7 separate regions of the Homo sapiens genome follow, and all the other regions are linked to region 4. A link is a contact called in ENCODE Hi-C or POLR2A ChIA-PET data. All regions are on one chromosome and are shown on one strand. The core of a region is the stretch at or near the end of the contact, and the rest is flanking DNA. Distances in the headings are between cores, read along the strand shown.

What was found. A loop is a pair of places that touch in the nucleus more often than their neighbours do. ChIA-PET counts read pairs that join two places held with the same protein, here RNA polymerase II (POLR2A). Pooled maps may share reads with other maps.
Region 1: a loop to region 4 is called in a pooled map, with 12 times the contacts of the local background. The contact joins the promoter of MDC1 here to the promoter of TCF19 in region 4. A Hi-C loop is called at or near these places in 2 of 37 single-sample maps with no recorded cell type and 10 of 50 pooled maps. POLR2A ChIA-PET finds 5 or more read pairs at or near these places in 2 of 52 experiments (H1 and activated T-cell).
Region 2: a loop to region 4 is called in a map of B cell, with 2.8 times the contacts of the local background. The contact joins the promoter of HCP5 here to the promoter of TCF19 in region 4. A Hi-C loop is called at or near these places in 1 of 168 maps with a recorded cell type or tissue (B cell) and 11 of 50 pooled maps. POLR2A ChIA-PET finds 5 or more read pairs at or near these places in 2 of 52 experiments (OCI-LY7 and activated CD4-positive, alpha-beta T cell).
Region 3: a loop to region 4 is called in a map with no recorded cell type, with 36 times the contacts of the local background. The contact joins the promoter of DDX39B-AS1 here to the promoter of TCF19 in region 4. A Hi-C loop is called at or near these places in 3 of 37 single-sample maps with no recorded cell type and 10 of 50 pooled maps. POLR2A ChIA-PET finds 5 or more read pairs at or near these places in 4 of 52 experiments (BJ, HCT116, HEK293 and 1 more).
Region 5: a loop to region 4 is called in a pooled map, with 2.8 times the contacts of the local background. The contact joins the promoter of DHX16 here to the promoter of TCF19 in region 4. A Hi-C loop is called at or near these places in 1 of 168 maps with a recorded cell type or tissue (naive thymus-derived CD4-positive, alpha-beta T cell), 1 of 37 single-sample maps with no recorded cell type and 8 of 50 pooled maps.
Region 6: a map of naive thymus-derived CD4-positive, alpha-beta T cell shows a loop between it and region 4 (19-fold over the local background). The contact joins the promoter of PRRC2A here to the promoter of TCF19 in region 4. A Hi-C loop is called at or near these places in 1 of 168 maps with a recorded cell type or tissue (naive thymus-derived CD4-positive, alpha-beta T cell), 1 of 37 single-sample maps with no recorded cell type and 8 of 50 pooled maps. POLR2A ChIA-PET finds 5 or more read pairs at or near these places in 1 of 52 experiments (H1).
Region 7: a loop to region 4 is called in a pooled map, with 5 times the contacts of the local background. The contact joins the promoter of NRM here to the promoter of TCF19 in region 4. A Hi-C loop is called at or near these places in 1 of 168 maps with a recorded cell type or tissue (naive thymus-derived CD4-positive, alpha-beta T cell), 1 of 37 single-sample maps with no recorded cell type and 8 of 50 pooled maps. POLR2A ChIA-PET finds 5 or more read pairs at or near these places in 1 of 52 experiments (activated T-cell).

The regions. Positions count from the first base shown.
Region 1 is chr6:30,715,952-30,718,674 of GRCh38, reverse strand. It overlaps MDC1 (mediator of DNA damage checkpoint 1), which reads left to right and starts at 1,394. Exons shown (of 15, transcript NM_014641.3): 1 at 1,394-1,430. RefSeq lists enhancers at 502-1,249, 1,998-2,723.
Region 2 is chr6:31,461,820-31,464,519 of GRCh38, reverse strand. HCP5 (HLA complex P5) reads right to left here and starts at 1,340. Exons shown (of 2, transcript NR_040662.1): 1 at 1,241-1,340; 2 at 1-1,149. It also overlaps the pseudogene HLA-X. RefSeq lists enhancers at 1,274-1,568, 846-2,045.
Region 3 is chr6:31,540,918-31,543,849 of GRCh38, reverse strand. DDX39B-AS1 (DDX39B antisense RNA 1) reads right to left here and starts at 1,546. Exons shown (of 2, transcript NR_133675.1): 1 at 1,454-1,546; 2 at 712-1,141. It overlaps DDX39B (DExD-box helicase 39B), which reads left to right and starts at 1,847. Exons shown (of 11, transcript NM_004640.7): 1 at 1,847-1,900. ATP6V1G2-DDX39B (ATP6V1G2-DDX39B readthrough (NMD candidate)) reads left to right here. Exons shown (of 13, transcript NR_037853.1): 3 at 1,702-1,900. SNORD84 (small nucleolar RNA, C/D box 84) reads left to right here and starts at 2,672; the gene lies at 2,672-2,749. RefSeq lists a silencer at 1,190-2,105 and enhancers at 1,419-2,340, 1,218-2,417.
Region 4 is chr6:31,157,327-31,160,093 of GRCh38, reverse strand. It overlaps TCF19 (transcription factor 19), which reads right to left and starts at 1,505. Exons shown (of 4, transcript NM_007109.3): 1 at 1,372-1,505; 2 at 387-1,197. The coding sequence starts at 624. CCHCR1 (coiled-coil alpha-helical rod protein 1) reads left to right here and starts at 2,292. Exons shown (of 18, transcript NM_001105564.2): 1 at 2,292-2,709. The coding sequence starts at 2,494. RefSeq lists a silencer at 643-826 and enhancers at 2,050-2,550, 2,551-2,767.
Region 5 is chr6:30,671,648-30,674,590 of GRCh38, reverse strand. DHX16 (DEAH-box helicase 16) reads left to right here and starts at 1,585. Exons shown (of 20, transcript NM_003587.5): 1 at 1,585-1,956. The coding sequence starts at 1,750. RefSeq lists an enhancer at 1,274-1,870.
Region 6 is chr6:31,619,304-31,622,003 of GRCh38, reverse strand. It overlaps PRRC2A (proline rich coiled-coil 2A), which reads right to left and starts at 1,289. Exons shown (of 31, transcript NM_004638.4): 1 at 1,146-1,289.
Region 7 is chr6:30,689,683-30,692,451 of GRCh38, reverse strand. NRM (nurim) reads left to right here and starts at 1,468. Exons shown (of 4, transcript NM_001384369.1): 1 at 1,468-1,610; 2 at 2,209-2,405. The coding sequence starts at 1,478.

The DNA of each region.
Region 1 (2,723 bases), core at 145-2,644, 440 kb after region 4:
CTTTATGAATTATGCAAGTGTTATAGTTACCATTTTCTTCATGTCTTATTGTGAGATAAAATAGGCCGGGCGCAGTGGCTTACGCCTGTAATCCCAGCACATTGGGAGGCCCAGGCGGGAGAATCACCTGAGGTCCGGAGTTTGAGACCAGACTGACCAACATGGAGAAACCCCGTCTCTACTAAAAATACAAAATTAGCCGGGCGTGGTAGCGCATGCCTGTAATCCCAGCTACTCGGGAGGCTGAGACAGGAGAATTGCTTGAACCCAGAAGGCGGAGGTTGCGGTGAGTCGAGATCGCGCCATTGCACTCCAGCCTAGGCAACAAGAGCGAAAGTCCGTCTCAAAAAATAAAATATAGATGGCCGCATGCGGTGGTTTACGCCTGTAATCCCACCACTTTGAGAGGCCGAGGCGGGCGGATCACCTGAGGTCAGAAGTTCGAGACCAGCCTGACCAACATGGAGAAACCACGTCTCTACTAAAAATACAAAAATAAGCTGGGCGTGGTGGCGCATGCCTGTAATCCCAGCTACTTGGGAGGTTGAGGCAGGAGAATCGCTTGAACCTGGGAGGCAGAGGTTGCGGTGAGTCGAGATCGCGCCATTGCACTCCAGCCTGGGCAACAAGAGCAAAACTCCATCTCAAAAAATAGATAAATTAGTTAATTAAAAAATAAAAATAAATGATTTTATGATCCTTCCCTCGCCCCTCGAAAGGTGGGGACAGCCTTTAAGACAGAGAGCAAACCAGTTTTCTCTGTTCGACTACAGATCTTTAGGATCTTGGATTTAAGAAAATGACCTCAAAATGTCCGTCAGAGACGTATTCCCAGGAAGAAAGATATTACTTCTACTACAAACCAAATCAAAAGGAAATGAAATTCCAATGCAACAGGAGTGAACTGCCACGCCTACGGGCTGTTCTCCAAACTGCAGCCTCCAGCCACGACTGCAACGCGCAACCCACTTTCATTTCTCATGAGTCAGCGGACACCATGTCTAGGAGGACCGAGGAAAGGCGCTCTGGCCTTACCAGACACGTCGGACGTCTATGACACAGCCCCTCTATCCGTTGCCGGCAGCTGGCGCCAGACTCTCTGGTCGCGGTTTGGAACTGCGCGGGAAGTGGGTGGTGGGCGGGCAAGCGGTAGTGGGTTGTCCCTTGGAGCTGCCCAATCGACGTGCATTATTCTGTTGGCGCACGGCGGCCTTCAATTACCGTCTCATTAACTGATCTCAGCAGCCTGGGAGACACCACCTATTTGAACTCTAAGGGGGCGGGGCTTTGGGTGTGCCTCCGCTCGACTGGCTGCGGTTGTGAAAGACAGCGGCAGAAGCCAATCAGCAAATAAGCTCTTTTTCGGCACACGCAGTCGCTCCACCTGGGTCGCGACCGTTACTGGTGGCGCGCGCGGGGACTTAAAGTAGGTGAGTTCTAGGGGCCTGGCCCACGGCTCCCCGGGAGCCATCTTGGTTCCCCCAGAAGGCGGGAGGGGCGTACCTTGGGTGCGACTGGGCGGAGGTGACTTGGAAGTTCGCTTCTCGGACTGTAATACTCATCCTTACCTGGCGCCCCGCTCCGAGTTTAGGTATGAAGACACAGGGAGACGTCGGGCCACAAGGGAACCCACTGAGGTGGGGACCAAAGATGGTGGCTCTTTGAATTGGAGCCAAGCGTGGTGGGCACCCGCTGAGTTGGCCTGTCATAAAGACGGAGTTGACACTTTATCCATGGGGCATCCTACTTTCCCTACCTGTCAACAGTTTCCCTCTAGAGTGGCATATTTTCAGGTGAATTCCATTTATGCTATTTTCTTTCCATCTCATTTGTTCCTTCATCAGTAGGCTCGGTGATGAGCCTTCCCGAGGGCAGGGTCGATTTCATGTTTGGTTCACAGATGTATACCAAATACTTCAAACAGGTATACCATAACCATTGAATGAATATGATGGACCCTAGGGGAAAGACACGGTTCCCCTAATCCAGTCCTGGAGGTGGGTGAGTGTGAAGGCAGAAATGGAAAGTAATGGTTACAATATAGCGAGAGATCTTAGAGTAAGCACAAATCCATTGACCACTGTGGAACAGGCAGGATACACCAGGAACACGAGAAGGCAGGGAACACGCCAGGAAAGGGTTTGCTGAGAAAGTGACATTTGAGGCCGGGCGCGGTTGCTCACTGCTGTAATCCCAACACTTTGGGTGGCCAAGGTGGGCGGATCACCTGAGGTCAGGAGCTCGAGACCGTGGTGAAACCCCGTCTCTACTAAAAATACAAAAATTAGCCAGGCGTGATGCCGGGCGCCTGTAATCCCAGCTGCTCGGGAGGCTGAGGCAGGAGAATCGCTTGAAGCCTGGAGGCAGAGGTTGCAGTGAGCCAAGATAGCACCACTGCAGTCCAGCCTGGACGACAGAGCGAGATTCCATCTCAAAAAAAAAAAAAAGAAAGAAAGTGACATTTGAACTGAATCTTAAAGGATGGTAGAAGTTGGACCAGAAAACTAGGTGGGAAAAAGCCAAGGAATTGGGCTAAGGCATGAAGATGTGGGAAGACAAGAACAGTGTGTTCGAAGACTGGGGAAAATGTCTGGCTGAACCATAGGCTTTTGCGGGCGAGGGGTAGGCGTTACAAGATGTGAAGTTCAGATCATGGAGGGTCTCGCTAAGGAGTTTAGATTTTATTCTGTGTGCACGAAAAACCATCAAGATTTTAGAGGAGA
Region 2 (2,700 bases), core at 91-2,590, 300 kb before region 4:
TCAGCCAGCACCACTCTCTGGGGGCTGTTGATATTCCTGATCCACAGGCTTGGCACTGCTCTCCGTGCAGTATCTTCGTGGGGGACCCACTTGACAGCGAAGGAGGTGCAGTGTGGCCATGCTGTGGGACCCACTGGTCCTATCACCATCTGCACCAACCAAGGGCTGCTGGCCATAAAGAATGTTGAAAAGAGCTTCTATAGGCACAGCTCAACGCCAGCTTGCAGGAAGCACTCTGCGGGTGGGAGGGTGCCATCTTTCAGGACATGGTGCATTTTAAAAATCAAAGACATCTCTACAGTTCTGTAATCTCAGTAGGAAGAACACGTGGGTCCAGATACCAAGGGGTGGAAGTGGATGTGGCTCCATATCCCATTCCTTCAACTCACCTGTCGTGGGATTTTGCACTTCTCTCCCAAAACCACACTCTGCAGGGTAGAAGGTCCTGGATTCTAAAGGAGGGTACCCTTAAAAGGGGACAAATGAGTGCCCATTGAACTACACATTACAGCTGCCACAGGGGAATTGGACAGTATGTGTCCAGAGACCAGCGGGTGAGAAGAGGAGTCCCCTCCTCTCCAGGCACAGGTAATAGATCCTGATCCCCAGGAGGAGGCATGGCTGCTGTCACACAATGAGGGTAGGAGGAGTTCGTGTGGAACCCAGGGATCCCCTTGGGGGCCTCCTGGTTCCCCTTGTCCCATTGTAAGTGTGAGGAGAATCGTCCAGCCACCCAACCTGAGAGGGTTTGATTTCCAAGAGCCCAGACCCCTCAGGAAGGAAGATTTCAGTCGCATTTCCAGGTAATTTCCCAAGGCCTCGTTCCTGTGCTCTGACATCCTCAGCAGCATTGGTGCAGAGGCCCTACTTCTCTCAGGCTGTTCCCAGCGGGTGATGGGTCACACCAGGGACACCAAAGCAGGACCATTCCTGGGACACAGAGGACTCCTTTGATGGCCAATAGTGGCTGGAGGACTCTTCCACGGCCTTGATCAACTCTCCTTAGATTACCTGTGTTCTAGAATGCATCCAAAACACCTTCTCTCCTTCTGCCCATCACTTGGGGGCACACTTGCATCTCAGTCTATTGCCTTTTCCAGAGTTGTAATGTAAAAATGAGATCATTTCTGCCTTGATTGTAATTGTAATCTGTAATTAAATATATGTGCAGATTTACTCCTCCGGGCGGGCCCCTCGCTCCTTCCCGCAGAGGCTTTTTCCCTCCCGACCCCGCACTCACCTGCCCAGGTCTGGATCAGGGCCACGGCTCCCGAGAACAGCAGGAGGAGGGTTCGGGACTCCATGACCCGCAACCTTGGCGTCTGGGGAGAATCTGAGTCCCGGTGGGCCGGCGAGGACTTTAGAACCAGGAACCGCGGCGACACTGATTGGCTGATCTAGGAACCCAACACCCAATGGAAGTGAGAACTGAGGCCGCATCATGAGTATCCAGGTAAAAGGACCTGACACAGGTTGGGAAAGGTGGAAGAGAGAGAGCGGAGCTCGGGAAACCCCAAAGCTGAGCCGGCCCATCCCAGGCACCGCCCTCGGGGCCTGAAGCCCAGAGAGCCAAGCTCCGGGCCCTGGGACTTGGCTCTTACCCCCTTCTTTTATATCAAACGCTCTGTCTCAATGTCTCCCCGAATCTTGGCCCCGGAGCTGTCTGAGAAACCAGAGAAAAACCCTCAGCATGGGCTCAGTCCCTCTCCCTTCACTTTTCATCCCAGAATCCCCCTCCCTGAACTGGACTTCCTGCCTCCCATTCCTTGCCTGTCCCCCTGGACTCTTCTAGAAGAGAGCTCACCCAGGCAGCTTGATGCCACAGAGTGAGCTTCTCCTGGGAATGGAGGGAAAGACGGGGGTTGTTTTTTCTTTAAATCTGAAAAAGTTGTGCACCTGGGGATTTATGTGGTCTTTTGTCTTTGCAGGTATTTGTTTAGAAACAAAAGAAAGGCAGTTTTTCCATGACTCAGATTAATCTGGAGCAAATCCCTGGAACACTGATCAGCAGTCCCCTTTGACCCCTGCAGCAGTCTTGGGCACTGTGACTTTTTCTCTCAGGCCTTGTTCTCTGACTCATACTCAGTGTGTGTGGGGGTCTGATTCCAGCTCTTCTGAGTCCCTCGGTCTCCACTCAGGTCAGGACCAGAAGTCACTGTTCCTCCCTCAGATACTGGAACTTTCCAAGGAATAGGAGATTATCCCAGGTGCCTGTGTCCAGGCTGGTGTCTGGGTTCTGTGCTCCCTTCCCCACCTCAGGTGTCCTGTCCATTCTCAGGATGGTCACGTGAGTGCTGCTGGAGTGTCCCATGAGGAGTGCAAAGTGCCTGAATTTTCTGATTCTACATTTTTATTTGCCCCAGAGAAAGAATCCACAGTCCACCCTAGGTCCCTCCTAGAAACAAGGGTGTCTGCCTTACAGAAAGATATAAGCGCAGAAGCCTCTGTCTCTATGGAGATGAGGTGTGCCGTCCTCCCAGCACGTGGACATGCGGATGTGCTCACCAACTGGGAAGTTCTCCAAAACTCACTGTCTAGAGGTGTCTATGGAAGTTTCATTGTGTAGGCAAGATTGGTGAAATCATTGGCCATTGATGACTGAGCTCAACTTCCAGCCCCCTTTTCTTCCCCAGAGGATGGGGATGGCAGTGAAAGTTCCAATCCTCTAATCACAGCTGGTGTTTCTGGCAAGCAGCCTCC
Region 3 (2,932 bases), core at 297-2,796, 380 kb before region 4:
TCCTGCTGTGTTGCCCAGGCTGGAGTTCCAGCTCACGGCAGCCTTGACCCCCTGGACTCAAATGATCCTCCCACTTCAGCCTCCTGAGTAGCTGGGATTACGGGCGAGTGCCACTATGCCTTGCTAATTTTAAAATTTTTTGTAGAGATGGGGTCTCACTTGCCCAGGCTGGTCTGAAACTCCTGGGCTCAAGCAATCCTTCGGGCTCGGCTTCCTCAAGGGTTGGGTTACAGGCCTGAGCCACTGCACCCTGACCACTTATCGATACTTGACATTATATTTGTGTTTATGTGTTTTCTTTCCTGTAATGTAAACACTGTGAGAACAGGGCTGTTCACCGTTGTGTCCCCAGATCCTAGGACAACATGTGGCACAAGGGAGGCAGTTGATAAATACTTTTGAATAAATTAAATGATACTTGGGAAAATACCTTCTATGACACCATTCTTGAATTAGTTACTTCATTTGTCACTGAAGACAAGCTTACTTCACCAAGAATTTGAACCAATAAGGTAACCTGCAGTGTATTTACTAACCAGATTCTTTGAGCAGGGAGGCAGAATACAATAGAGAATGAGAGATGTTTGCATCCTGGCTGTAACCTCACCAGCCGTACTGCTTGAGATATGTTGCTTTGCTTCGCTTCTGTCAATAAGATGAGAATAACGGTACCTACTCCTTAGTATTAAATGATTAAGTATGTTAACAGGGAGAGGGCCAAACGTTTGTTGTTTTATTACACAGCAGGACATCAGGTCTTACTTTTGTAGCTCCCCATCTCAAAGACGGGGATAGCAAATGTTTCATTCAGGAAAAAAATCCAGGTTGAACAATGGGGCTGTTGGGGCGGGGCCAAGAACATTCTGCTCGAATTAACAGTATTAATGGGCCGGGCGCGGTGGCTCACGCCTGTAATCCCAGCACTCTGGGAGGCCGAAGTGGGTGGATCACCTGAGGTCATACATGGGTGAAGCCCCGTCTCTACTAAAAAAACAAAAATTTGCTGGGCGTGGTGGCGGGCGCCTGTAATCCTAGCTACTCGGGAGGCTGAGGCAGGAGAATCGCTTGAACCCGGGAAGCAGCGGTTGCAGTGAGCCGAGATCAGGACATTGCACTCCCGCCTGGGCGACAGGGCGAGACTCTGTCTCAAAACAAAAACAAAAACAGTATTAATGGAATGTAGTATAACCCTCAAGCCCTACTATTAACACTTGGGGCCGAATCCAGACCCCGTCTTCCCGCTCGGATTCAGAACACCTTCCTGACTCACTGGCCCTAGGGCATCAGCTACCTCGGACAGCATCCTTTTGGGAAAATACCGCCCACCAGCCCCACGACTGGGAAAGAGTCGGGAAACACCCCCGAGCAATCCAGTTCCCTGAGACTTCCCTCCTCCCTCCCCTCAGCTAGGGCCTGCCGGTTCCTAGTGCGTGCCCAGCAGTCCTCAGGTCACCTTCACTACCGGGCCAAGGACCCCGTGGGAACTCGCAGCCTTCGCCACACTCGTTCCTCGCGCATCCATGGAGGGGTGCCTACAGAGAAGACCTGCGTGGCAAAAACCTAAACGAAGAGATGAGGGGCATGGAGAGGAGTAGGATAAGAGAATAAAGATAACAGTGGGGGGGAGACGTTAGTTTCCTTTATATCTTTTGTTACTGGCGGTAGCAGTGAAGTTAGAAACGGTTTTAAAACAAATTTCAGACAGGCATTTTCCAAAGGCAAGCCTGGAGCGCACGGATCTGTATAACCGCGGAAGGCCCTGTTTCCGGTCCCTTGCGCCTGCGCTCTTGCAGCCAAGAAGGCGGGAGGCTGGAGTAGAGGGAAGCCTGCAACCGGAAGTGAAGGCAGATTTCCCTCCTTCGTCGCTGTTGCTGCCGCCATACGCGCTCTCCCTGTTTAGGTAAGCTTTGGCCTTCGCTACAATCCGTTTCCATCTGCGCTTCTCCGCACCCATCCCGTCACATGGGTTCCTGATACCCTTTTCACAGGCGATGGTCTGGTCGCTGGGGCCTAGTTGGTTCGCTATTTCCTTAGCTTGCATCCCTTTCGAGAGCAAAGAGCTCCTGGGGGAAGGAAGGGAAGCTAAGGGGGGACCCAATCCAAGATGGTGTCCTCGGCGCCATTGTGTTCGTTTTGCTCCCTTCTTCCAATGGGTTCTTCTCATATTGGAGGCCTCAGCATCAATGAGAGGCGGCGCTCGGCGTCCCTTGGTCTTGGTATTTGCGGAGGGCGGGGCTCTTCTCACCTTCCTTGTCCTTTCTTGAGCTCTTTCTCGGCCCTCGGTGGGACTGGGAGGAGGAGCTGGTTTCTGGGCCCAGTTGGATTTTTCTCACCTTGACTTGCCCAACTTAATTTGGAGTGCCTTCCAAGTGTTTACGATACGATTGGTGTCATTGTATGTTTCTCCAAAAGGAGTCTCACCTTCGTAGCGTAACAGTGATGTGAGACCACTTGGTAAAGATCCTGTTAAAGCCTGGGCGGGGATTGCCTTTCTCTGTCACCTATTAGCTTTCTTATTGTAGGGTGGAGACATGAATTTTGTTTTTTTGTGGCCGAGCCATTTGTCTTGCACCGCCCCTCCCCCCCATGCTAATTACACAAGGCTTGCTTAAACAGCGGAAGGGAGGATACTGAGAAGTGGGAGGCTGAGAGCTATGGGAGGTGGACGGCGGCCATATGATGTTTTCTTTTCGAAAGGTGAGCGCTTTGCGCAGTGATGACCCTCATCTATCACCCTTGACTGATGGCTGCTGAGTTAGGCATCCATAACGGTGGGATTATAATAGGGAAAGCGGAGTCTTCCTTTGAGGACTTTTCAGGACTCTACTTGTCATCTCCATTTTCCACTTTACTAAGTTATTAGTCGTATTTTACCTTTTATTATCTATTCTATTTCCTCACTGTTACTTTCAGATCAAGAATTTATAAGTTG
Region 4 (2,767 bases), core at 256-2,755:
AAGTCACGGAGAAAGACATGCCCAGATTATTAAAAACATTATTCAACATAGAACTGCCCTAACCCAGGAACAGAGTGCCTCAGCAAAGCTGGAAACTGAATCAAGTCTAAACTTGGCCTCTAGTGGCCTCAGAACATCCCCACTGTGATATCTTTCTGATGATATCCCAGGTCCTGTATGAGCTAAACGGGACCAAAAAGGGTCAGTCTGGCAGAGAGCTTCTGACTGTGCACACTTCTGGTGGGAAGATGAAGGTCTGGACCACGACCATCCATCCAATCTGATGGGAGTATGGGAGGCAGGCAGCAGGGTCTTGTGGAGACCTTACTCATTCCAGCCTGGCGCTTCAACCACCCAGGGGCAAAGCTGCCCTGCTTAATGCTCACCTTGGCTGCTGTGGTCTTCCAGGCTGACCCTCCAGTCATCACCCCGGGGCTCGGCATGCAGTTCGGCGTGGATCCCAGAGATGAGGCCAGGCTCCTGCTGGGGCCGCAGGGCCACATCACACAGGTCGGCCCTGTGGCCCAAGCGATAGGTGCAGCCAGCCCCGGCGGGGGGGTGGAAGGTGTAGAGATCACCGCCCCTGCCGCCCCCTATGCGCAGCAGTTGGAAGCAGGGCAGCATGGGCGGTGCCCCCTCTGCACCACCTCTTCCACTTCAGGCATCCATTTCCTTTCCCACTCCTGGGCCACGCACCGCTGGCTTAAGTTCGCTTCCCAGTCTGATGCAAACTTGAGTTGTGCTGTATGCGGTTTCAACTTTGAGCACACTACCTGAATAGCCCAAATTCAGAGTGCAAGCAGCCTAGGACTCAATGCAAAATTGGTTAAGCCGACTTGCAAATGAAAAATTCCAGGAAGGTCTCCGTGCAATGCAAACTCAGGAACACGTCCTATGGCACCTCACTTGAGCTGGATCCTCAGATCGCAAAATATTTGGGGAGCCTCCAATCTGCAAGGCAAGGATACTTTAGGCAGCTCCTGTGTGTGTCGGGGTGGCGGGGCGCGGGGAAGGAGGTCCTGTTATACACACGTCTACGTGCAATACGAACACATCACCTCTGTGTAATTCGGAGAAGAGTAGCTTCTTCCTGTCAAACTTGCTTATCCTAATAGAGCACTCCTGCTTGCCTGCGCCCCGATCTTCTGGCCAATCCCTCACTCATAACTGGTTGAACCTCCGAGGGCAATGAATCCACTGTCATCCCCCAAAAGAAAGTGCAAACGAGTCCTTAAGTACTCCAACAAATTGGACCTAAACCCCTACTTCCCGGCTTCTCTAGGTGGGATAAAAACAGGAAGGAGCTCCCCGCGATCATGCAAGGCATACCCGGCCTTTTCCCACTCCGCCCCAGCCCCGTTTCGGATCTACCCGCGCGGCGCAGTCTCCGAGTAGCCTCCTCTTCAAGCAGTGCCAGCCTGTGCGGCGGATCCCGGGACCCCTTGGGCTCCTCGGCAGGAGCCGACGTTGCTGCATCTGTTTGACAGCCAAGAAGCCGGGGCCAGGAGGGGCGCGGCCTCTGCGCGCGGGCAGCGCCTACCCCTCCTTCGGAATTCCCGGGCCCGAACTTCGCGCCGAGCGAGCCCGCCCCCGTGCCGTTCCCGATTGGCCAGCTCATGTGTTCTCTTCCGCGCCATTGGACAGCGCCCCAAGATCTCCCGCCTTCCACTTTTTCTGATTAGTTCACAAGTTTTCCCGGGTTGCCGCAGTGAGGAGGAGCCGCCTGGGCGCGGAGATGCTCCGACGCATTTAGTGGGCCCAAATTTAGACGCCACTGCGCCTGCGTACACCTTTCCCCCTCCTCCCAACAGAGTGAAATAGGACTTTAGGGCGCCCGCCTTGCGCAGGCGCGGTCAGGGGCAGAGGCGGGGCCGGGAGCGAGGCGTAGGGGGTGTGGCCAAAGCGCAGTAGGGGGCTCTCGCGGTTGGTAAGGGACGTTCGGGAAGAGTCGGTTGGGGGCGGGAAGGGGCTGAGCGGGGGTCCTGGGAGGGTTCAAGGGGTCCAAAGGGGAAGGGGGTACAGGGGCCAGGTGAAGGGACAGATGAAGAGATCAGAACAGCCTTAGAGCTCACGGGCTAACTGGGTGAAGCCTCGGGTATCTAGGGGAGCAGTGGTGGGAGAGTAGAGCCGGCTAGCGTACAGGGGGCGAGGGCAGGCTATTGAGAGATGGGGGTGAGGGTCAGGACCAGAATAATTCCTTCAGAAAAAGGTAGATTAGGTTGTAAAAAGGGACGGGAGTAGGGATCCCAGATTCGGGTAAAAAATAGATTAATGAGGGTGGGAGGGTGGGAGGAAGATCTTAAAGTGCCCACTATGTGTTAGGACTCGAGAAAGAGGAGGCGGGCAGCAGGCATGGAAGCTAAGGGGATAGTAGAGAGAAGCTGAGAGAACAGCCGCAGGAAAGATTTGAATAAGATGTCAGGACGCTGGCTTTTCTGCCTGGGGATCTAGGCGGCCTGGATTCCCAAGGTCTTGGGGAGGGTCTAGCCCTGCATGTGGCCACATTCAGCTGGGGCCAGGCCTTGGGCCAGCACTTTAACAGGGAAGGACCCAAGAGTCATGGCCTGCTGGTGTCTGGATGGGCTTCCCTCAGGCCTTGCTGAGCCATGGAGAGAACTCTGGAGATGGCGCTCAAGACCCCTGCACTGTGTACCTCCTTTCTCACCTCTGGCCAGGAGCAGCAGGGACCATAGAAACTTAAGGAGGAGGGTAGAGGCACTGCCCAGAATCCTGAAAGTATGAGTAAAGCCTCAGAGCCCCTCTCAGT
Region 5 (2,943 bases), core at 336-2,835, 490 kb after region 4:
AAATCAGACAGCAGAGCATCGAGTAACAAATTCAGCTTTTTGTTTTGTTTGTTTTTTTTTTTTGAGCATAGTCTTGGTCTGTTGCCTAGGTTGGAGTGCCTGACCTCGGCTCACTGCAACCTCTGGCTCCTGGGCTCAAGAGATTCTCCTGTCTCAGGCCCAGTGCGGTGGCTCACGCCTGTAATCCCAGCACTTTGGGAGGCCGAGACGGGCGGATCATGAGGTCAGGAGTTTGAGACCAGCCTGACCAACATGGTAAAACCCCATCTGTATTAAAAATACAAAAACTAGCTGGGCGTGATGGCATGTGCTTGTCACACTTGTAATTCCAGCTACTCAGGAGGCTGAGGCAGGAGAATCACTTGAACCTGGGAGGCGGAAGTTGCAGTGAGCCGAGATCGTGCCATTGCACTCCAGTCTGGGCAACAGAGCGAGACTCTGTCTCCAAAAAAAAAAAAAAAAATTCTCCTGTCTCAGTCTCCAGAGTAGCTGGGACTACAGGTGCACACCTCCACACCTGGCTAATTTTTTGTAGAGATGGTGGGGTCTCACCCTGTTGCCCAGGCTGGTCTCAAACCCCTGGTCTCAAGATATCCTCCTGCCTCAGCCTCCCAAAGTGCTGGGATTACAGCAAGAGCCACTGCACCTGGCCTTGCTTACTTTTAAATAAGCAGCCACCAGTGATTTTCTCAAGCTGTTAAGCAAAAATGCAGAACACAGTTTGCCTGTTCCTTAGTTTGGAGATTTTGTCTTTAACAACTTTCCCCAGTTCCCCAGTTTCTTCCTGCCTAGAGGTCTTCCCTTATACCTGACCTGTCTTCACTCCTGCTGCAGGCAAACCAGTCCTAGCAACGGTCACTTTTTTGTTTGTTTGAGACAGAGACTTCCTCTGTTGCTCAGGCTGGAGTGCCGTGGTGGGATCTCGGCTCACTGCAAACTCTGCTTCCCATGTTCAAATGATTCTCCTGCCTCAGCCTCCCGAGTGGCTGGGACTACAGGCGCACACCACCACGCCAGGCTAATTTTTATATTTTTAGTAGAGACAGGGTTTCGCCATCTTGGCCAGGCTGGTCTCGAACTCCTGACCTCAGATAATCCGCCCGCCTTGGCCTCCCAAAGTGCTGGGATTACAGGCATGAGCCACCGCGCCCGGCCAACAATGCTAATATGTTTTATGAGCATGGACCCGATCTTCCAATCTGAAATAGAATTTCATTCCTCCCTTACTTTGTATAGTTTTTGGCTCTATAAAATTTCCATACTTTCTTTATTATGTATCCTGTCCCTCCCCCACCGCAAAATGTAAATTTGGTAAGGAACTTTTGATTTGTCCTCTGCTATATCCCAGGGACGGAAAGCAATGAGCACACATTAGGCATCCATTAAATTAATTTCACTTGTTGAATGAATGCGTGAGCGAAGCACTCACAGACTGACCATCAGGGGGCGTCAGAGAAACTGGACAGAGGCGAAATGAAGAAAAAAGAATTACCCCGAGTTTTCAGGTATGGTTCCGCGAGGTTTGAACTCGCTCGGCCACCGTAGTGCTTAGAGGCCGAAAAAGTACAGCCCCTTCCGGGCTCCGCGGTACGGGAAGACAGCTTTGGGATGTCGGAAGATCCTAGAGGTCCCAAGGTAGCTGACTTGCGAAGCTGAGGCTCCAGCCGAGGGCTCCAGGCCTCTGACCGGCCCAGCAGTGAGCGCGGCTGCCCGACGCTTCAGGGCCGGGAGCAGGGAGCGTGAGTCGCCATGGCGACGCCGGCGGGTCTGGAGCGCTGGGTTCAGGACGAGCTGCACTCGGTGTTGGGGCTGAGCGAGCGGCACGTCGCCCAGTTTCTGATCGGTACCGCACAGCGCTGCACCTCTGCCGAGGAGTTCGTGCAGCGCCTACGAGACACTGATACCTTGGATCTCAGTGGGCCGGCCCGGGACTTCGCCCTGAGACTCTGGAACAAGGTGTCGGCAGGGGTGGGGAGGGGCCCTGTGATTTGTCCCGGTGAGGCTGGCCTAACGGTCCATCGAGAAGTTAAGAAAGCTCAGTTCACAAGCACTTATTCTTTGTCCGTTGTCGCGTAGGTACTGTGCTAGCTGCTGGACGCCCAGCTCAGTGGAGAAGATTGAGGAGGGCTTAGGTGTGTCGGGTTAAGCGCAATAGAACGGTGTTTCTCGAACTCTTAACATGCATCCAAGGTTCTTGTTAAAATGCAGATTGCGATTCAGTAGGGATCTTAGTTTCTGCATTTCTTTCTTTCTTTTTTTTTTTTTTGAGAGACACAGTCTCGCTCGCCCCGTCGCCCAGGCTGGAGTGCGGTCGTAAGATCACGGCTCACTACAGCGTCGACCTCCCTGGTTGAAGCGACCCTCCCACCTCATCTTCCCCGGTAGCTGGGACTACGGGCGCGCGCCACCACCCCCGGCTAATATCTTTTATTTTTATTTTTATTTTTAGAGATGAGGCCTTGGTGTGTTGCGCAGGCTGGTCTCTAACTCCTCAGCTCAAGCAATCCTCTCTCAGCCCCCTCAGAGTGCTGAGATTACAGGCGTGAGCCACCATGCCCGGCCCCCCTCATCTTCTGAACTTCCTTTCAGTCGTTTAATTAACAGAGGGGGCCGGGTGCAGTGGCTCACACCTGTAATCCCAGCACCCCGGGAGGCTGAGGCAGGAGGATTACTTGAGCCCAGGAGTTCGAGACCAGCCTGGGCAACATGGCGAAACCTTCGTCCTACAAAAAAATTAAAAATTAGTTGAGCGTGGTAGTGTGCACCTGTGTTTCTAGCTACTTAGGAGCCTGAGGTGGGAGGATCCCTTGAGCCCAAGAGGGACAGAGTGAAACCCTGTCTGTAAAAAAAAATAAAAAACCCCATTCAGGATGATGAAGATGGGGTGAAGCCATGAGGAAGAAAGAGAATGAATGCTGGTTAGCTGGTTTAAAACTAAGTAAT
Region 6 (2,700 bases), core at 40-2,539, 460 kb before region 4:
TGAAATACTGTTTTACCATATGAAGAACTGAGAAAAAGCATTATGGAGCCACCTTAGCACCCTGTAACCATGGGCCAGAAAACAGAGGGCCAAGGCCAGAGCCATCTTCGTTTTCCTATCCTCATTAAAAATGTCCATCACCAGTGTTTCTTTACTCGATACCTCCAGCTCCCTAAGCAAGCCGGACGACAGGTCTCTCAGTCCATTCCAGAGTGACCAGGCATTCGTTTATGGACGGGAACAGTGTAAAGAGATGAGAAATAGTGGGGAAGAAAGCAGGGAAATCCAGACAGGCCCAGAATGAAAGCTAAAATTGGGGAGAAAGAACTTTATGACAAGCTAGAGATAAGATGGATGTTGCTTCGTAGGTGTTTGAGGAGGCCAATCTGTGAAGATAAATATATGAAGGGAAAACGAATACAAGAGTCATGTAGCGAATAGACCAAAACTAACAGAAAATAATGAATACGAAAGCAGGTGGAAAATATATGGAAACAGGAATGGCAAAAAAAAAAAGGATGTAGACAACGAAGTAAGGGGGCAGAGGCCCAAGAAGAAAAACGGGGTTGGGGGAGAAAGGAGACGAGGAACAGGAAAAATGAAAAAGCAGACATAGGGCGACTGAGCAACATAGAAAGCAAAGATGCTGGGATAAAAGCAGGATTCTAGAGTGGGAGTGGCTCGACACGAAGAGGGGCGTCCAGAGGGGGGAACACAGCGCTGGATGATAGGAGGGGGTCCAATATGGAGGAAAAGCGCCCTTCCGAGAGAACCGTCGGGCGCGGCCCACCACCACGGGGCGGCAGCCGGGGAGGGGGCCCACAAATGGGGGTGAAAAGCCAGGAGCGCAGCGGAGGGTAGGGAGTTACGGACCCAGGCGCAGGGGTCACCCCCTGAAGCCAAGACGGTGGGTGGTTAGGGGCAGACTACGGATCCTGAATGAACTGCCGGAGGTGCGGGTCCCGGAGTAGAGGTACCGGAGGGGGAGGGGCAAGCAGGCCCGGCAGCAGGAGGACAAAATGGCGGCGGCTAATGGCAGCTTCTCCTCCCCCCGGCCCACCACCGCCGCCGCCGCCGCCACCGCCACCGCCACCACCTCTCCCGCGCCGGAAAAGGGCGTCAGCGCACGGTTCACCCAGACTCACCTGGCCGGGTGCGCGGGGATCCGGGACCCGGGCCTAGGGGCTCCCCGGGACGGGATGGCGGTGGGGCGGGGGAGGATGGCGGCGGATGGCGCCGGGTTCGGCTCCTCCCGTCTCCCTCGCTCACTCCGCGGCTGAGCCCCGACTAACGGCCCATCCGGGCAACCGCCGCCCCCGGGAGCACCCCCTCCCACCTCCCACCTCCCTCCGCGCCTAGACACGCCCCTTAATTTGCATAAAGGGCGGGGCACTTTCTACCCTAACCCTCTACTTCCAGGGCTGTCTTTAGTTTAAAAAAAAAAAAAAAAGGGCCGGGCGCGCGGAGCATGCGGAGGTTATTTGCATAAAGAGGAGGGACTTAAGGGCACTAGGACCCCGATTGGCTAAGGAGGCGGGCCCCCAGCGTCGGCCGTTGAGCCGTGTTGAGGGGGCGGGAATGCGGTGCAGGTCGGCTGGGCGGTTGGGACGCAGAATTTACACGACGAATGTGGGAGAAAGAGGCGGAGCGTGCGTCGGACGTTAGTAGAAAGATGGGAGCGGAGAGACGTTGGGACGCCAAAAGTGGAAGGCAACGACACACGGCCCGTGGCGCCTTCAGCTAGGGAGAAAGAGAGAGAGGACGGGGGCTGGCGGGCGGGATTAGCTGCCGGAGGGCTGAGTTTCCGCAGGCCTGGTAAGAGTTCCAGCTCTCGCATCCCTTTGCCGTGAGTTTGAGGAGGTGGTTGGAGCGGGGAAATGCACCAGAGGGGCGGGGCCTTCCAGTTATTATATTACGTCATGCAAATGAGGTGGCTAGACAGACCAATCCAAAGGCCCCGGGAAGCGTTTCGTCCGCACCACGCAGCGTAGGCATTCTTCGGGCAGTTCTACCTATTTGCATAATGTATGCAAATCATTTGAACAAAGATAGGCTAGGAATGACTCGTTCATCAAAATATGGGCAACCATCGACTAAGACGGACATTTAATTTTATAACCTATAATTTTCATGAATAAATTTTTATATTTGAAATTATTGGGAATTTGTAATTTCTTAACAATGGGTTTCATTTTGTGAAATGCAGTACTGTTACCCTCCTTTGTCTCTTACTACCCGATTCTAGAACTCTCTGCTCCCATCAGAGTTATACCCATTCAACAGATCATTCAATGACTATGATTTGAAGGCGCTGGAGATAATGCACAGGATATTATAGAAGTAGAGAAATAAGGCCTGGCGCGGTGGCTCACGCCTGTAATCCCAGCACTTTGGGAGGCCTAGGCAGGTGGATCACGAGATCAGGAGTTCAAGACCAGCCTGGCCAACATGATGAAACCCCATTTCTACTAAAAATACAAAAATTTGCCCTACGTGGTGGCGGGCGCCTGTAATCCCAACTACTCGGGAAGCTGAGGCAGAGAATTCCTTGAACCAGGGAGGCGGAGGTTGCACTCCAGCCTGGGTGACAGAGCAAGACTACGTCTCAAAAAAAAAAAAAAAAAAAAAAAAAAAAGAAGGATGGGCGCGGTGGCTCACGCCTGTAATCCCAGCACTTTGGGAGGCTCAGGCGGGCGGATC
Region 7 (2,769 bases), core at 219-2,718, 470 kb after region 4:
CACATTGCTTTGTGTGGTAAGTGTCTCTATTCATGGTCCTAGCAGGAAATGAATAGCACAGTGAAATTAGGATAATTTGGGGGAGAGTTTAATAAAGTGATAATTACAAAGAAGTAGGCAGGGTGTAGGGAAATCAGAAAGAATAGTGCAGTGCCTTAGTACCCACAGCTCTGTTGTGATCACCTCCAAGCTCAAAAAGATGAGGACAGAGCAGTCGTGTAGAGAGGACTTTCTTTTTTTTTTTTTCTTTTCTTTTTTTTTTTTTTTTTTTTTGAGATGGAGTCTTGCTCTGTCGCCCAGGCTGGAGTGCAGTGGCGCGATCTCGGCTCACTGCAAGCTCTGCCTCCCGGGTTCACGCCATTCTTCTGCCTCAGCCTCCTGAGCAGCTGTGACTACAAGCGCCCGCCACCGCGCCCGGCTAATTTTTTTTGTATTTTTAGTAGAGACGGGGTTTCACCGTGGTCTCGATCTCCTGACCTCGTGATCCACCCGCCTCGGCCTCCCAAACTGCTGGGATTACAGGCGTGAGCCACCGCGCCCGGCGAGAGGACTTTCTCAATAAAAACTGTGACTTTCATTGATACCGTCCATTTGGGACAACTTACTGAAGCAGAAAGCAGGGTGGAGACTGAATTCAAGGGAAAACATAAGATGTCTGGTACAGCATACAACAGCATTGATTCAGAGGAGGGTGGGAGTACTGAGCCCAGGAGACGGAGAAGGAATGTAAAGCCTGCGAGAGGCTGCTCAGCAATTATCTGGTCCCTTAGCCTACAGGATTAGCAGCTTCCTAACTCAGGCAATTATCTCTCTGGACCTGTTTCTTCTATCTATAAGTTGATGGAATTAGTCTAATGATATCTAAGGTCCCTACTATGTGTACGTCTACTGTGACAAGGTCCTTAGCTGCATGATCTTTAATTCTGACAAAGGTTACTATCACAAATATTTTAACATGTTTATTCTCGTGGTTACTAATCAACAATCTCTGGCACTATTACAACAAACCTTTCAGTATTTACAGAGAAGTTATTTGCCATTCTTAGCAACTGGCCAGTCAACAACTCAACTTTATAGTAAGTTACAGAATTTATTCTGTATATTGTATTCTGTACAATGTATTCCATACATTAATTTATTTTGTGGTAAAACAGTAACTTTTCATTTTAGATGGGAAAACTAGACGAGCTGAGATTCAACCCACGTGAGCGGCTGCAGAGCCGCTACCCTTAACAGCTCTCTCTCGGGATTCTAACATTCCCTTCTGTGACGGAGAGACAGCAGGCCGGGACACGCATCCCAGGACGGATCCACAGCTGGATGGGGAAGGCTGCGCCAGGCGGGCCGGAAGCCTGGCGGTGGCGTGCAGGAGCCCCGCCCTCCTGGGCTGGATTCAGCCGGGGGCGGGGCCGCGGGCGGGGCCTGTGGCAGCGGGAATCCCGACCCCGCCCCTTTCCCCACCCCTCCATTTCTCGCCATGGCCCCTGCACTGCTCCTGATCCCTGCTGCCCTCGCCTCTTTCATCCTGGCCTTTGGCACCGGAGTGGAGTTCGTGCGCTTTACCTCCCTTCGGCCACTTCTTGGAGGGATCCCGGAGTCTGGTGGTCCGGGTGAGCGGGAGGGATCGAGGATGAACTGGGAGGAGGAAGGTGGAGCCGTAGGAGAGGGATTGAGGGCGGGGCTTGGAAACAAATGACAGGGGAAGTCCAAGAGAGGGAACTCGAACCTTGAAAGCGGCCGAGAAGCTACAGGGGAGGGAGACCTGAGTTCTAAATTAGGAACTCAAGGATTAGAGTTTTGGAGAGGCGGGAGAGTGAGGACTGAGGGAGCCGAAAAGGGCGGTGACCGGAGTATTCTAAGTAAAGTGTTTTGTAGAGAGGACTGTTGAGAGGAGAGTGTTAAAAAGAAGGAGCATTTGGAGAACCGAAGTAAGAGGGGCAATCCAGCGTGGCCTCTCCAGCCATGCTTTTTGCAACTGCCTAACATGTGGTGTTCTATAAATCCTCTTCCCCAGGTTTGCAGGAGGCCTAGGGAAGAGGGCAGAAACTAGGGATGGAAAAGTGAGATGGGCACAGCCTAGAGAGGAAGCATTAAGGCTCTTGAAAGCAGTAAGGGACATGGCCTGGGGATCCAAGAGGAGATGAGGGTGGGGGAAACATTCTGCCACTGTTTCGATCTTTTGTCTCTTTTTCCCTCAACTTCCTGTAGATGCCCGCCAGGGATGGCTGGCTGCCCTGCAGGACCGCAGCATCCTTGCCCCCCTGGCATGGGATCTGGGGCTCCTGCTTCTATTTGTTGGGCAGCACAGCCTCATGGCAGCTGAAAGAGTGAAGGCATGGACATCCCGGTACTTTGGGGTCCTTCAGAGGTCACTGTATGTGGCCTGCACTGCCCTGGCCTTGCAGGTATGAGGCCCTGGCCTTGCAGGTATGAAATCCTGGCAGTTGAGTCCCCAAGGGAGACCAAGTGTGGGAGGGGTGCCGTGGATTGGAGGGGCAAAATATGGGTTCAGGAGGAGAATTGAGGAACTAATCTCAGCTTCCATTCCTCCACAGCACATATCCTACTTTTTATCAAGAAGGGTGTACTTGTCCTTCCCTAAGCACAAGATATGCTTCTCACCTCTGCAACTTTGTTTATGTCCTGCTTGAGATCCCTTCTCTTCAGTCCTACCCTTTCTTCAAAACCACTTCCCTAGGTCTGAAGAGAAGGCCTTGTCTGTCTTTTCACTGGGTGGTTGGCACAGGCTACTACTTTGCGTAGCTATCA